Linked DNA regions of Homo sapiens: region 2 is linked to region 1. A link is a contact called in ENCODE Hi-C data. All regions are on one chromosome and are shown on one strand. Each heading gives the region's core, a stretch centred on a gene start or an enhancer-like site at or near the end of the contact. The rest is flanking DNA. Distances are from core to core; before and after follow the strand shown. Region 1 holds the start of LINC03110 (long intergenic non-protein coding RNA 3110). Region 2 has its middle 37 kb from the start of ATP8B1.

Evidence for each region. A loop is a pair of places that touch in the nucleus more often than their neighbours do. Pooled maps may share reads with other maps.
Region 2: a loop to region 1 is called in a pooled map, with 5 times the contacts of the local background. The contact joins the enhancer-like site here to the promoter of LINC03110 in region 1. A Hi-C loop is called at or near these places in 2 of 37 single-sample maps with no recorded cell type and 4 of 50 pooled maps.

Annotation. Positions count from the first base shown.
Region 1 is chr18:58,654,021-58,661,244 of GRCh38, forward strand. It overlaps LINC03110 (long intergenic non-protein coding RNA 3110), which reads left to right and starts at 4,519. Exons shown (of 4, transcript NR_187442.1): 1 at 4,519-4,611; 2 at 5,843-5,993; 3 at 6,412-6,550.
Region 2 is chr18:57,836,321-57,843,544 of GRCh38, forward strand. It overlaps the pseudogene RSL24D1P11. Among named protein-coding and RNA genes, the nearest start is that of ATP8B1, 37 kb to the left of the region's middle. Within about 2 kb of position 3,736, at least 3 of the 41 ENCODE cell types and tissues checked have a DNase peak (open chromatin) inside an H3K27ac peak, as active enhancers do.

The DNA of each region.
Region 1 (7,224 bases), core at 3,269-5,768:
CACGTGTTTTGGTATGATGTGTTTTCATTTTCATTCTTTTCAAAAAAATTTTTAACTTCTGTCTTCATTTATTCATTGACCCAGCAATTGTTCAGGCGCATGTTGTTTAATTTGTATAGATTCCAAAGTTCCTCTTGATATTGATTTCTACCTTTATTCCACTGTGGTCTGAGAAAATACTTGATCTAATTCTGATTTTTAAAAATTTGTTAAGACTTGTTTTGTGGCCTAACATGTGGTTTATCTTGGAGAACATCCCATGTACTGATGAAAAGAATGCACCTTGTAGTTGTATGTGGTTTGGGGGCAGAATGTTCTGTAAATGTCTGTTAAGTCTATTTGGTCTAAAGTCCAATTTAAGTCCGATGTTTCTTTGTTAATGTTCTGTCTCTGTGATTTCTCTAGTGCTGTGAGTGGGGTATTAAAATCCCCTGCTATTATTGTATTGCTGTCTATCTTTCTTTAGGTCTAGTAATATTTGTTTTGTGAATTTGGGTGCTCTGATGTTGGGTGCATATATATTTAGAATTGTTATATCCTCTTGCTGAATTGATCCCTTGATTATTATATAATGGCCTTCATTTTTTTAAATTATATTATGTTTTTGGTTTAAAGTCTGTTTTATCTGATATAAGCATAGCTATTCCTGCTCACTTTTGATTTCCATTTACTTGGAATCTCATTTTCCACCTCTTTACTTTTAGTCTATGTGTTTTTATGGGTAAGGTGAACTTATTGTAGGCAGCATATAGTTGGATCATGTTTTTTAAATCCATTCTACCAAACTCTACCTTTAAAGTGGCACGTTTAATCCATTTATATTCAAGGTTAATATTGACACAGGAGGCTTTGTTCCTGTCAAATTGCTGATTGTTTTCAAGTCGTTTTTATAAATTCTTTGTTTCTTTTCTTTCCTTGTCTTTGTGGTTTGATGAAATTCTGTTGTGTTGCCATTTGATTCCTTTCTTTTCCTCCTTTGTGTTGCTGTTTTATACGAACTGTGAACTTTCTAGATTTTCTAGTTGGTGAGTGTGCAGCTACTCGTAATAGTCTCTAATGATCTTTTGTATTTCTGTGGTTTCAGTCGTAATGTTTCCTTTTTCATTTCTGATTGTGTTTATTTGGATCTTCTCTCTTCTTTGTTAGTCTAGCTAGTGGTTTATCATTTTTGTTTACCTTTTCAAAGAACCGCTTTTCATTTCAACAGTCCTTCGTATTTTTAAATCTCTATTTCATTTAGTTCTGTGTGTCTTTTATATTTCTGTGTGTTTTCATAATGGTGAAAATTAACCTTTCACTTCCATGTTTAAGACCCCTTTGAGCATTTCCTGTACAGCTGATCTAGTGGTGACAAATTCCCTCAGCATTTGCTTGTCTGGGAAGGAGTTTATTTCTCCTTGATTTATGAAGTCAGCTTCTGGCAGGACACAAAACTCTTGACTGACAGGTTCTGCTTAAGTTTAATATTTTTCTGTGGCTGCTAATTGTTCACATGTTTTCATTATGAAGTAATTTTAATGCCACTTTGGTGGGCTGTTAATCCCTTTGGGGGCCTCATGCAAGCAAGAGCTAGCACAAAGGATCAATTTAGGTCTTGTTCTGGGGGTTACCTAGAGGGGCAGCAAAACCTCAGTAGGGTAAGCCATAAATAATCTAAAGTTCCTAAGAGCTGAAGAAGAAGGAAATGGCCATCCAAAATAGAGCTGTACTTGCCCCAGCTAGGGAAATTAGGAACGAGAGATACCCAGTGATGAGGGTTGGGTCTTTGAAGAAGTGTCTATTAATATGGCCACCAGAGAGCTCTAAACATCTGCCAAGTTTCTAGAGCCCCCTGTTAGCTCAACATAACAGTACCAGCCAGGTAAGCATTCCTTGTACCCCATACCTCTTCTCCCTTCCTGCAGTTTATGCTTGCAGGGTCAGAAACCACACTTGGCAAACTGCAGAAGAAAAGGTAAAAGCAGGCCGGGCGTGGTGGCTCATGCCTGTAATCCCAGCACTTTGGGAGGCCAAGGTGGGCGGATCACGAGGTCAAGAGATCGAGACCATCCTGGCCAACATGGTGAAACCCCGTCTCTACTAAAAATACAAAAAATTAGCCGGGCGTGGTGGCAGGCACCTGTAATCCCAGCTACTTGGGAGGCTGAGGCAGGAGAATCACTTGAACCTGGGAGGTGGAGGTTGCAGTGAGCCAAGATGGCACCATTGCACTCCAGCCTGGGCAAAAAGAGTGAAACTCCGTCTCAGAAAGAAAAAAAAAAGGTAAAAGCATTAGATGGAATCACATGGAAACAGCCTACCTCCTTCCTTCCTCACTGCAGGCTTCTCATCTGAGCTCGGGAAAGGAGGAGCCTCCTAGATTTGATTATGTGATGATTACCCAAGATTGGACATTTTAATTACTAATTGCAAGACCTTTTTATTGCACATGAATAAATGGAATAGTCATATTGTCCCAAATTTAATCGAGGGTGGGACAAAGACTAATTCCACAGAATACATTTAAAGCAATAGTGGGAGTTAAAAGTAAAATTGCATTATAATTAGACCCTCCAAGTCCTGCCTGTTTAACTTAAGGTTGCTCACACTACTGAGGCGAGATAGAAAAGTAGTTGGTGAATTTCAATTGGAAAAGTGTAGCCATGGGAAGGAACCTAGGAGTCTCATCTCTCTCCTGAAGTTAATCTGCCCAATGTCTCAAAGGCCTCAAGAACTGTTCTCAGGGAAGTATTAGAATGCAAATAAAACCACCATTCTACTTTTGACTAGAAATCCTCTGGTGGTTGCCTGAGATGGGGAGGTATTGTTTAATGGGTATAGAGTTTCAGTTGGGGAAGATGAAAAAGTTCTGGAGATGAATGGTGATGTCACAACAATGTGAATGTACTTAATGCCACTAAATTGCACGCTAAAAAATGTTAAAATGGAAAATCTTATGTATTGTATATTTCATCACAATAAAAAAATAGCATAGGATGATTGTTTATCCACTGGGAAAATAAAATAAAATAATCATTATTACCTCTAAAACCAAAATAAAACCCTGATGGATGCTTTGCCAGTTAAAGCATCTTCAGAAAGATGACAAGAAGTTAGACACTGTATCCACAGGAACAATTTGGCTTAGGCAGAAAAGGGAGATTTGTAGGCTCACCCAACTGAACTGCAGGAAAGGTGGGTATGAGCTGGACCTCAGGACTGACCACACCTGGGACTGGAACACCACCCGCCCTTTCTCTGTCTCTTGTTTCTGCTTCTCTCAGTGCACCAGCCACTCTCTCCCACCACAGACTGGCTTCTTCTGCACAGCCTGTGGGACATGGCCACCGAACAGCTCAGACTCATACCTCACAGGTTTGCCACCTGAGCAAACCCAAGATCTTCCATCTGGTTGAAGGTCAGAAGTCTCAGGACTGAATTTGGGGAACATGCCTATCTGTAGCCAATCACTGAGTTAGGGAAGCAGATCAGTCAGAAACTGGGGGATCCCATTAAACCACACTGTGGAAAGCAGTATTCCTGAGAACAGAGTGCTACTCCACTCTAGGCAGACAAAGCAGTAGCCACCAGCTATCTGCACAGTCCTTCCCTTCTCTGGAACAGATCCCAAACAGTGCTGGGAAGACCTCAGCAGCACAGTTGGACCACCTATGTGCTCCTTCCGCCCTCATTACTTGTACATCCTGGATCCCTGGATTTCTTAGCTAATGCTGGGTTGGCAGAAATGAGGGGGAGGGGAGCAGTAGAATCCTGCCCTAAATTGCAGCCAGTCATCTGAGGTCATTTTTTCCTTGTCAATGCTATATCCCCAGAGGGTTGGACCCTTCTCTATTCTGTTATGCTTTATTCAGACAATTTCTAGAACAATGTTGGCCAGTATAGATGATTCCCGTCATTTTATCTCTACTACCTAGGTCCAAAGATTCCCCCCACAACCTTGTGAATCTCTGACTCAGTGTTATTAGTCTTAAAAACCCAGGTGCTGAACCAGACTATGCTGTGCTCCTCTTTGGAGTGAATCTTGGATTATCAAATAATCAAATAATGGCTAAGATCAGCCCTTGTTTCCCCATGTCCCTGCTTAGTGCCAGCTCTGTCTTCATCCCCTCCCAGGCTTGGCCACCCTTCTGCTGAGATGCACCCTAGCATGTTGCCCATAAAGGAATGTGAAAAAAGTATCTACACTTCTGAAGATAGTGTGCTCCACCCTTCAAAGCTTTAGGAAGATAAATTTAGACATAAAACAGGAAGTATTTCTCTGTGTGGCTAAGAGTGATCTAAGAGAAGTTATTTCCTCAAGATATTTTGAAGCTGTAGTGTGGGGAAACAGTTCTCAAACCCCAGTGTGGATCAGGATCACCTGGAGGGCTTACTAAGCTACATATTGTTGGGTCCACCCCAGAGTTTCGATTCAGTCGATCAGGGGATCAGAGGTGGGGCCTAAGAATTTGCATGTTTTTAACTCTTTTTTTTTTTTTTTTTTTTTGAGATGGAGTCTCGCTCTGTCACCCAGGCTGGAGTACAGTGGCAAGATCTCGACTCACTGCAACCTCTGCCTGCCGGGTTCAAGCAATTCTCCTGGCTCAGCCTCCCAAGTAGCTGGGATTACAGGTGCGTGCTGCCATACCCGGCTAATTTTTTATATTTTTGGTAGAGACAGGGTTTCGTCATGTTGGCCAGGCTGGTCTCAAACTCCTGACCTCAAGTGATCAGCCCACCTCAGCCTCCCAAAGTGCTGGGATTACAGGTGTGAGCCACCACACCCAGCCAGAATTTACATTTTTCAAAAGGTCCCTGATGTTGCTGAGGCAGGACCACACTTTAAGAACCACTATAGTAGAGGTTTAGGAAGAGACAGAGAAAAATCTCTCCAGGCTACAAGACTGTCTGATGCTGAAGGTCTTGGCCTAGGTCAGCTAAGGTGCTCTTTAGGGTTGATATTCTGTGATTGTTAAACAGGTGACTAAATATGTATCTGTGTCAAGCTACTCTTATTATCATTAAACAGTTCTTGACTGCTTACTTTATTAAAATATAAGAATTTCCAAGAGCTTCGGACCTCTGATCTATATATAACAGAACTTCATTAAGTATAACTCACTAAGTCACTTAGTGAAAAGCTTGAACTACAGAATAGTCTAACTAATTGCCCTTTCAAATAGGCATTTAACAATAATTTCAACTAGCCTCCTACAAAACTGTTTCACAGCAAAGCTTTCACTGATGTTTTTGCAAAATGAATTTAATTACTAATTATCATATAAGGATTAGCATATAGCTGATATGTAAATGTCTTAGGTATGATTTAAACTGTTGAGTCAACTGAACATGTACCTTCCTCTCCCACTTCCTCCAACAAATAAATCTTACTTGTATTTTAATTTAATACTGTGTCCATTCTTCTGAAATAGCTGTTTATTCTGAACATCTAATTTTAGACATATAACTAATATGGTACAATTTTCAACTGCCGGTTATTTAAATGCTGCCCCCTCCCTGACACAAATAAATCTTATTTACATATTATTTGCTTCATAAGTATTCCACCATCCTGCAGTCACTGTGATCATTGTCCCCAGCTAGTCTTTGATCTGTGATAATTGTCCACAGGTAGTCTTTGATCATATGTTCTCCTGTCTGGAGGAACTAATATGTCCTTCCAACTCTGCCCAGCCTTCAGGTACAATTTAGGCCCCTACTTTTCTCTTAGGCTTTCTTCAGCCACTGTAACTTTTTTAAGTTTCTCCCTTATCCAAAGTCCCTTACTACTTAGAACCTCGGAAGTAAAGGGACCTCAGAGAACATCCAGTCCACGCTGCCCTCTGTTTAAATGTGTCTACAGTGTACCACACCAAGGAACTCCCACACTCTGAATGAACAGCCCAGTGATCAGGAGCTTTGAATCAATTCTTGGCACCTAACAGTTTGTGAAGAGTCTGCTAAACTCCCTCTATCAGAAATCCCAGAGGACTGAGAACAGGTCATCCTTGGAGGTATGTAATACAGTATTTAACCACCTTTCTACCTGAGTGTGCTTACCTGCAAAGGGTAATGTCGATATTAACCGAGAATGATCATGGTTGTCACATTTAAACTAATAATAATAAAGTACACAATTTATTATGCAGAAAGAATCATGCCTTCATAATCAGTCTTCACAAAGATTCCTTTAACTCTCTGCACCCACCATTCCTAATCCTGGAAAATTATTTCTCTTTGCTCTTTGCTCATCCATAGGCTCTTTGACAAAAGTCTCCAGAAAACTACTGAACTACACACATCAACAATAAAGAAGTCCTAATGTCCAAAACCTTGCTTGTCACTTTTTTGTTTGTATAATTTATCTCCACAACTAGATCATAGGCTTCTAGAAAACATGAGTTCTGTTTTAAATTTTGTGCCCCTTGGCAGCTGTATCTGAATGGAGTCAGGATCTGGAAGCCCAAGTCTCCTTGTCAATGTCTGCTTGGTTCCCAAGGACACCTGTAAATGGAAGAGGGGCATAGTACACAGAAGACATTGCTGGCAAGTGTGGTCTCTTTACGATCAGGTGAGTCATCTGCTGAAATCTTTATAATAGACTTCTACCTTGATGGAATGGGTTGGACTAACGAGGAACCACCATTACTCCAAGGCCCAGAGCAGAGCTGGGCCATCAACTGTCTCCACACTTCCTGTCTTCTAGGTGCCACCCTGATCCCTCATTGCCTTTCAGCTGCATGTCTAAATCCCCACCCCACCCCTCATCTAGTTGGCTTTGATTCCAAGGACCTAGGACTGGAGTAGGGCTTTCACAAATAAGACAGCAGGAATGTAATGCAACCTAATGAGCAGACTAAGAAAGCATCTATACAGAAGAACAGACATACAAATACCAAGGCAGATAAGAGTGACAAAAGACAAAAAAAAAAAAAAAAAAAAGAGAGAGAGAGAGAAAAAGCTGAAGCCGGTCAGAATTCATCAGGGGATGGTGTATGTCTACCACCTCAGTGGTCCTTTAAAGGTAAACGGGCTTATTTTTCATGCACCAGCCTATGGTCCCTTCACTGGGACACTCTCAACATCCCCGGCTTTTTATAACTCTGGCTGGAAAGGTCAGCTCTGAACTCTTCCTGGGCAGGGAAAGGAGTTCACATAGGGATTGGGGATGGAGTACGGGAGCAGAGGAGCAGTGCCTATGTTAGAAACCGGTAGGAAGGCCGGGCGCGGTGGCTTGCGCCTGTA
Region 2 (7,224 bases), core at 2,486-4,985, 820 kb before region 1:
TCTGTCACCCGGGCTGGAGTGCAGTGGTGCGATCTTAACTCACTGCAACCTCTGCCTCCCAGGTTCAAGCGATTCTCCCGCCTCAGCCTCCCAAATAGCTGGGATTACAGGCACATGCCACCATGCCCAGCTAATTTTTGTATTTTTAGTAGAGATGGGGTTTCACCATATTGGCCAGGCTGGTCTCAAACTCCTGAGCTCAAGTGATCCACTTGCCTCGGCCCCCTAAAGTGCTGGGATTACAGGCGTGAGCCACCTCGCCCAGCCCTGAATTTGGTCCTTCTTTTCTGCCAGATGACTTGAGCTGGAATATCACTCTCTCCTTCCCTCAGACTGCAGTTTACATCATCAGCTCCCCTGGTTCTCAGGCCTTTGGACTCAGATTGAATGATACCCCTGGCTTTCCCCAGCTGCCAGCTTGCAGATGGCAGATGGTGGGACTTCTCGGCCTCCACAATCACATAAGCCAATTCCTTATGATAACTCTCCTTCTCTTTCTCTCCTCTCCCCTCTCTATTTTGAGCTGATTATTTTGGGAAACTGCAACCACAGGAGAAGCTCTGAAAACAGAGTGGAAGTTACCTTATCATCCACATTACCCCAGGAGGACAGGATGACTCTAAGTCACTGGAGACAGTTATCCTTTATTGATGGAGAAGGCACTGACTTAAATCTCCATAACAAATCTTACTCTTATTTGCCAGTTTTTCCTGAGCATAATCAACTTTCCCTACACCCTTCTTTTTGTTTCAGCAGACATGGCATTTAAGTGTGAGTTCAAAGCCACCTCTTTGAAATTTACCAATTTCTCTGGGTATCTCCCTGTATACTACACGAGGTATACATGTTAATAATCTTCTGTTTATTTGTCTCTTTTTAATCTGTTTTTTGTTACAGTGGCCCATCCCAACTAAGAATTATGAAAGATTGAGAGAAAATTATCTATTTCCCTACATTTATAGTAATGTAAATAGCATAGCCACTCTGGAAAATATCAGTTTCTTAAAAAGCTAAACACTTGGCCAGGCACAGTGGCTCACATCTGTAATCCTAACACCTTGGGAGGCCAAGGCGGGCAGATCACCTGAGGTCAGGGGTTTGAGACCAGGCTGGCCAACATGTCAAAACCCCGTCACTACTAAAAAATACAAAAATTAGCTGGGAGTGATGGCAGGCGCCAATAATCCCAGCCATTCAGGAGGCTGAGGCAGGAGAATGGCTTGAACCTCGGAGGCGGAGGTTGCAGGGGGCAAAGATCGCGTCACTGCACTTCAGCCTGGGCGGCAGAGCAAGACTCTGTCTCAAAAAAAAAAAAAAAAAAAATAGGCCAGGCACAGTGGCTCAAGCCTGTAATCCCAGCACTTTGGGAGGCCGAGGTGGGCAGATCACGAGGTCAGGAGATCGAGACCATCCTGGCTAACACGGTGAAACCCCCTCTCTACTAAAAATACAAAAAATCAGCCGGGCGCAGTGGCAGGCGCCTATAGTCCCAGCTACTTGGGAGGCTGAGGCAGGAGAATGGCATGAACCCGGGAGGCGGAGCTTGCAGTGAGCCGAGATTGCGCCACTGCACTCCAGCCTAGGCGACAGAGCGAGACTCCGTCTCAAAAGAAAAAAAAAAATTCTGATCCCCGAATGCTCAGGGAGACTGATTTGAGTAATAATGAAACTCTGGTCTCCCACACAGACAGCTCTGCATGAATGACTCTTTCTCTGTAGAAATTCCCCTATCTTGATAAAACAGCTCTGTCTAGGCAGTGAGCAGGGTGAACCCGCTGGGCAGTTACAGCATGAGGCAGCCTTGTAGTGATGGCACAGTTGTGTATCTCGATTGTGTTGGTGGTTACAGGAAGCTACACTCGTAATAAGATTGTATAGAAGTACACACGTGTGTGCTTATAAAAACAATGAAATCTGAATCAGCTCTGTGGAGCATTTCAATGTCAATTTCCTGATTTTGATTTTGTACTGTAATTATTCAAGATGTTACCACCACTGAAGGAGGCTAGGTATAGGGTACACTGGGCCTCCCTGTACACTTTCTTTGAACCTTCTGGTGACTCTATCATTATTTCAAAATGAAAAGTCAAAAAAGAAATTGTAGTTGGGCTCTCAAGCTTAGCGTGTGGTCAGTGGGGAACCACACGGGTTCAACATGCGCATCGAGAAGTGTTATTTCTGTTCGGGGCCCATCTACCCTGGCTATGACATGTTGTTCATCCACAACGATTGCAAAGTGTTCGGATTTTGTAAATCTAAATGTCATAAACACTTTAAAAAGAAGTGCAATCCTCGCAAAGTTAGGCGGACCAAACCATTCCAGAAAGCAGCTGGTAAAGAGCTTACAGTAGATAATTCATTTGAATTTGACAAACATAGAAATGAACTTATCAAATACCAGCGAGAGCTATGGAATAAAACTATTGATGCAATGAAGAGAGTTGAAGAGATCAAACAGAAACACCAAGCTAAATTTATAATGAACAGATTGAAGAAAAATAAAGAGCTACAGAAAGTTCAGGATATCAAAGAAGTCAAGCAAAGCATCCATCTTACCCAAGCCCGTCTTGCAGGCAAAGGGAAGGAGTTGGAAGAGAAAATGGTACAGCAGTTACAACAGGATGTGGACATGAAGATGCTTCTTAAACATTTCTGTAACCATTTATTTTATGGACATTTGAAAATGCCCTTTGGAGACTTGGAACTGCTAAATTATTAGTTTATTTTTTACATAAGTTCATTTAAATGAAAAGTGATTAAAATATATCTCTCCTACACTGCCATCTACAAAACACAAGATATTACGGATGTTAGATTGCATCTCAGTATTAAATCTTCACTGATATGTGTACTTATGTAAATCACGAAAATTCTACTTATAACTGTAGAAGTGAATTGTGGACGTAAAATGGTTATGTCATCTGGATAATGGACTAGACAGCATTTGTATAATCACTAATGGCAAAAAATCATGGCTAGTGATGTATAAAATAAAATATTCTTTGCAGTAAAATATTCACTTTATTAATGTTATAGAAGGGGGGAGACAACAAGGAACTAACAATTTGTATGACGGTGTCAAATATTTTGATTTTAGTATTTCCTGTTTTGGTTTATTTGCATCTTAGAAGAGCATAATGACATTGTTTGATGAAGCCTAATTATGCTGGACTGTTTCAACTTGGTTTAACCTTTCTGATAGGTAGTTGTGGATGTTTGGGATGAGAACTGAATAATCTTTGCCTGGAGTGACACTACACTCTAGAATTTCCACTTTGGAGAATACTCAGTTCTAACTTCTGATTCCTGGTAGAAAAAACTTTATTTTTCTAGCCTAGCAATGATCTAGAAGCAGAGGAATCCTAGTGCCTTTTAAAAGTTATTATGTGGTTTTCTGTTAAAAAGCTCCTGTTTTTGGAAAGTAGAATTTATGGATACAACATCTGCTCATTATTTGCACATAAAATAAAACCATTTAAAAAGAAAAAAATTATAGTTGGACATAAAACAATGTTTAAATTTAAAATTACCTCAGGATATAGACATGCATGGAACTAATATTTTATACATAATCTTAACTTGCTTTTGTCAGTGTATCTACTTGTAAATGTGTCTCACCATTCGGTTCCCTGTGTTCTGTTGCTGAATATGGTGTTATAGCACTTCTGGTATGATAGCCGTGGACTGTTCTCTGATTTTCTCCATTTTTTGCTAATGATGTGTAACTATGACATGTGGACAGTACCCGGATTGCCTGGTTTGATCACTATGGCTACTTATGTAAGCATCTCATGGCAAATCTTGTCAGAGCACATATAGATTCTGTGAATCTGCATGGTCAGAGTAAGCTTGCTCTCTTTGGGTGGCTGGAGGGTTATGAATATTTTTCACAACTGTCACTTCCTGAACTTGACCTTTGGTATACTTTCCAGATTTGCTAATGCATCTGCTATGCTTGAGGCATGGCTTTAAAATAATATAACTTTTTCGGCCAGGTGCGGTGGCTCATGCCTCTAATCCCAGCACTTTGGGAGGCTGAGACAGGCGGATCACTTGAGGTCAGGACTTCAACACCAGCCTGGCCAACATGGCGAAACCCTGTCTCTACAAAAAATACAAAAATTAGCCTGGCATGGTGGTGCATGCCTGTAATCCCAGCTACTCGGGAGGCTGAGGCACGAGAATTACTTGAACCCGGGAGATCATGCCACTTCACTCCAGCCTGGGCAACAGAGCAAGACTGTCTCAAAAAAAAAAAAAAAAAATTGGGCCAGGTGCAGTGGCTCACGCCTATAATCTCAACAGTTTGGTGGACTGAGGCAGCTGGTTCATTTGAGCTCAGGAGTTGGAGATCAGCCTGACCAACATGGGTGAAACCCCGTCTCTACTAAAAATACAAAAATTAGCCAGGCGTGGTGGTGCATGCCTATAATCCCAACTACTTGGGAGGCTGAGGCACGAGAATCTCTTGAACCCAGGAGGCGAAGGTTGCAGTGAGCTGAGATCGCACCACTAAACTTCAGCCTGGGTGACAGAGTGAGACTCCATCTCAAAAAAAATTTATATATATATATATAAAGATTATATATATAAAATATTATGTATATAATATATATATAACTTTCTCAAAGCAAACGATACCATTTTGATCTCCTATTATGTACTAGTTGTTACATATGTTATCTTATTTAGAACTTATACTAATCTAGTGAAATATGTGTTTCTTTCCTTGTAGAACATAAACAAGAGAAATTATTTATCTGAATAAATGTTGTTCCTAAGCACCGTTATTCCAGCAATGCTGTTGTGCTTCACAGCCCTGTTAAACGTGTCTTTTAGGCTTGTTTTCTGACTCTGTAGCACATCCTTTTGACTGCACTCAGTTGTGGAAAATTTTGATCTTTTTAAGTGTAGGCATCTGTAGTCCCAGCTATTTGGGAAGCTCTGCTGGGAGGATCCCTTGAGCCCAGGAGGTAGAGGGTACAGTGAGCTATGATCGTGCCATTGCACTCCAGCCTGGGTGACAGAGCATGACCCTGTCTCAACAGCGTCTCAACAAAACAACAACAACAACGAAACCAAACCAGCCAACCAAACAAAAATAATAAAGTTTAGAATTTGTCTACCTACTTACCTACCTACCTGTATCTATCATCAAAAGTAATTCAGCACAAATTAAAATAAGGAAGTATTTTTAACTTACAGGTTATAGAATGCATTTCCAATGCCACCAAAGATGCAGAGAACCCTCTGTATTGCTGGAGAAAGTGTGAATTGCTACTACTTTTTGGAAAGCATGTTGACAATATATTATGTCCACAGCCTTTAAAAATGTTCACACCTTTTAATGAGTCATTCTACTTTTAGGCATGTATGATATATTTTGAAAACTTTGTAACAATTGACATCCACTGCAGCCACAGTCTAATGGAGGGAAACGGAAACCCAGTCCACCACCTACACAATCTATTCCAACCCCAATTTACCATAAGGTTTTACTTCTGTTATGACTTTTTGCATGCATTTTTTTTAACACGTTGGCTTTCTTGGGAGGGTAAAGTTTTTTCAAGAACTAAGTGTATTTTCAAGAACCCAGCACATAATAGATGCTCTGAATAAATTTTATTCACCAATTTTATTCACTGGCTTACCACGAGCCAGTCCTGTACAGACATTAATTTATTTCAAGACAACCCTATAAAGTAGGCTTTTCTTTCATATTTTATAGGTGAGGAAACTTGAGGCAGAGAGAGAATAAGTAATTAGCCCAAGGTCATACAGCTAGTAAGAAGTGGGGTAAGGTGGGAAGCCAGGCAACCTCTCCTGAGCTCTAGGCTCTTAACTGCCTCTCCAGTGTGAGCAGACAGTCACAAAATGTGCCAGGACTGCACCAGTTGATATACATGTTAATTAAATAAACATGAACCCAGGACGACACTGATAAATAATCATGAGAAAATTAGAGCATTCTCTTAGTGAAACATTATATAATCATTGACATCATGCTTTCAAAACTTACACATTAGTCTGGATAAATGTTTTTAACACTAAGCAAAAATCAGGAGACAGAAGTGTATGTGCAGCATGGTTATACCTAACACAAAATGACTGGAAAGAAACACATCAAAAGTGTCAAGAAGCTGCAAATCAGATGGGCATTCATTCATCTCTCCTTTTCACTGTTAATTTCCATTTTCCTTTAATCAGCCTATTAGTTTGCTACTGCTGCTGTAACAAAGTTCCACAAACTGGGTGACTTAAAACAACAGAAATTTATTCTCTCACAGGAGCCCAGAAATCTGAAATTGAAGTTTGGATAGGATTGGTTCCTTCTGGAGGCTGTTGGGGAGAATCTGTTCTTGCCTCTCTTAGCTTCTGGTGGTGGCTGTCATCCTTGGGGTTTCCTGGCTTGTAGTTGTGTTCCTGCAATCTCTGCTGCTGTCTTCACACGCCCTTCTTCCCTGAGCATCTTCATATGGCCTTCTTGTAAGGAGTAAGTCATTGGATTTGGGTTCAAATCTAACCCAGTATAACCTCATCTTAACTCATTATTCTGCAAAGATCCTTTCACCAAATAAGGTCACATTCCGAGGTTCTGGGTACACATAAATTTTGAGGGGATACTACTTACCCCAGTATAATGAGCAATTTTTTTCTATTATTTTATATTGGAAAAATGTAAACATTAAGAAAATAGAAGCTTGAGCCTAACTTCTATGAAGTTAGGTGGATGATTAAACAGAATCAGAATAGTTGTAACTAAGTGATGGTACAGCTAAAACACTTTTTCCAACATGGTCACAGACATAAAGCAGCATGGCAGCTTAGTACAAATACTAGATCTAGAAACTTCAGCCTGGGTTAGATTCCTGCCTCCCCACCTGCCTTGTGTGCCTTTGGGTGAAGGGCTCAAACATTCTGAAACTTGTCTTCCACTCCTGTACAGAAAGAAAGCTATGGGTATTTTAGACTTCAACTGTTTCTAGCCAGACAACTGGACCTTCCAAGAGGTCCAGCATAAATCATTTCCATGGGGAAGTAAACTTTTTCCTGTCTTTTTCCTCTCACTGGGGCTGGAGAGATGGGAGAAAGGAGTAAAAAATATTTTAAAGCCTTGCATGTTCCCCTGGGAGGCCAGGGTGCAAGAAGAGCTCATGAATGGATATTTGGCTGAGGTGTGACCTGGAGTGTTTTGCATAATGAAGCAAGGCTGGTTGAGCTGGC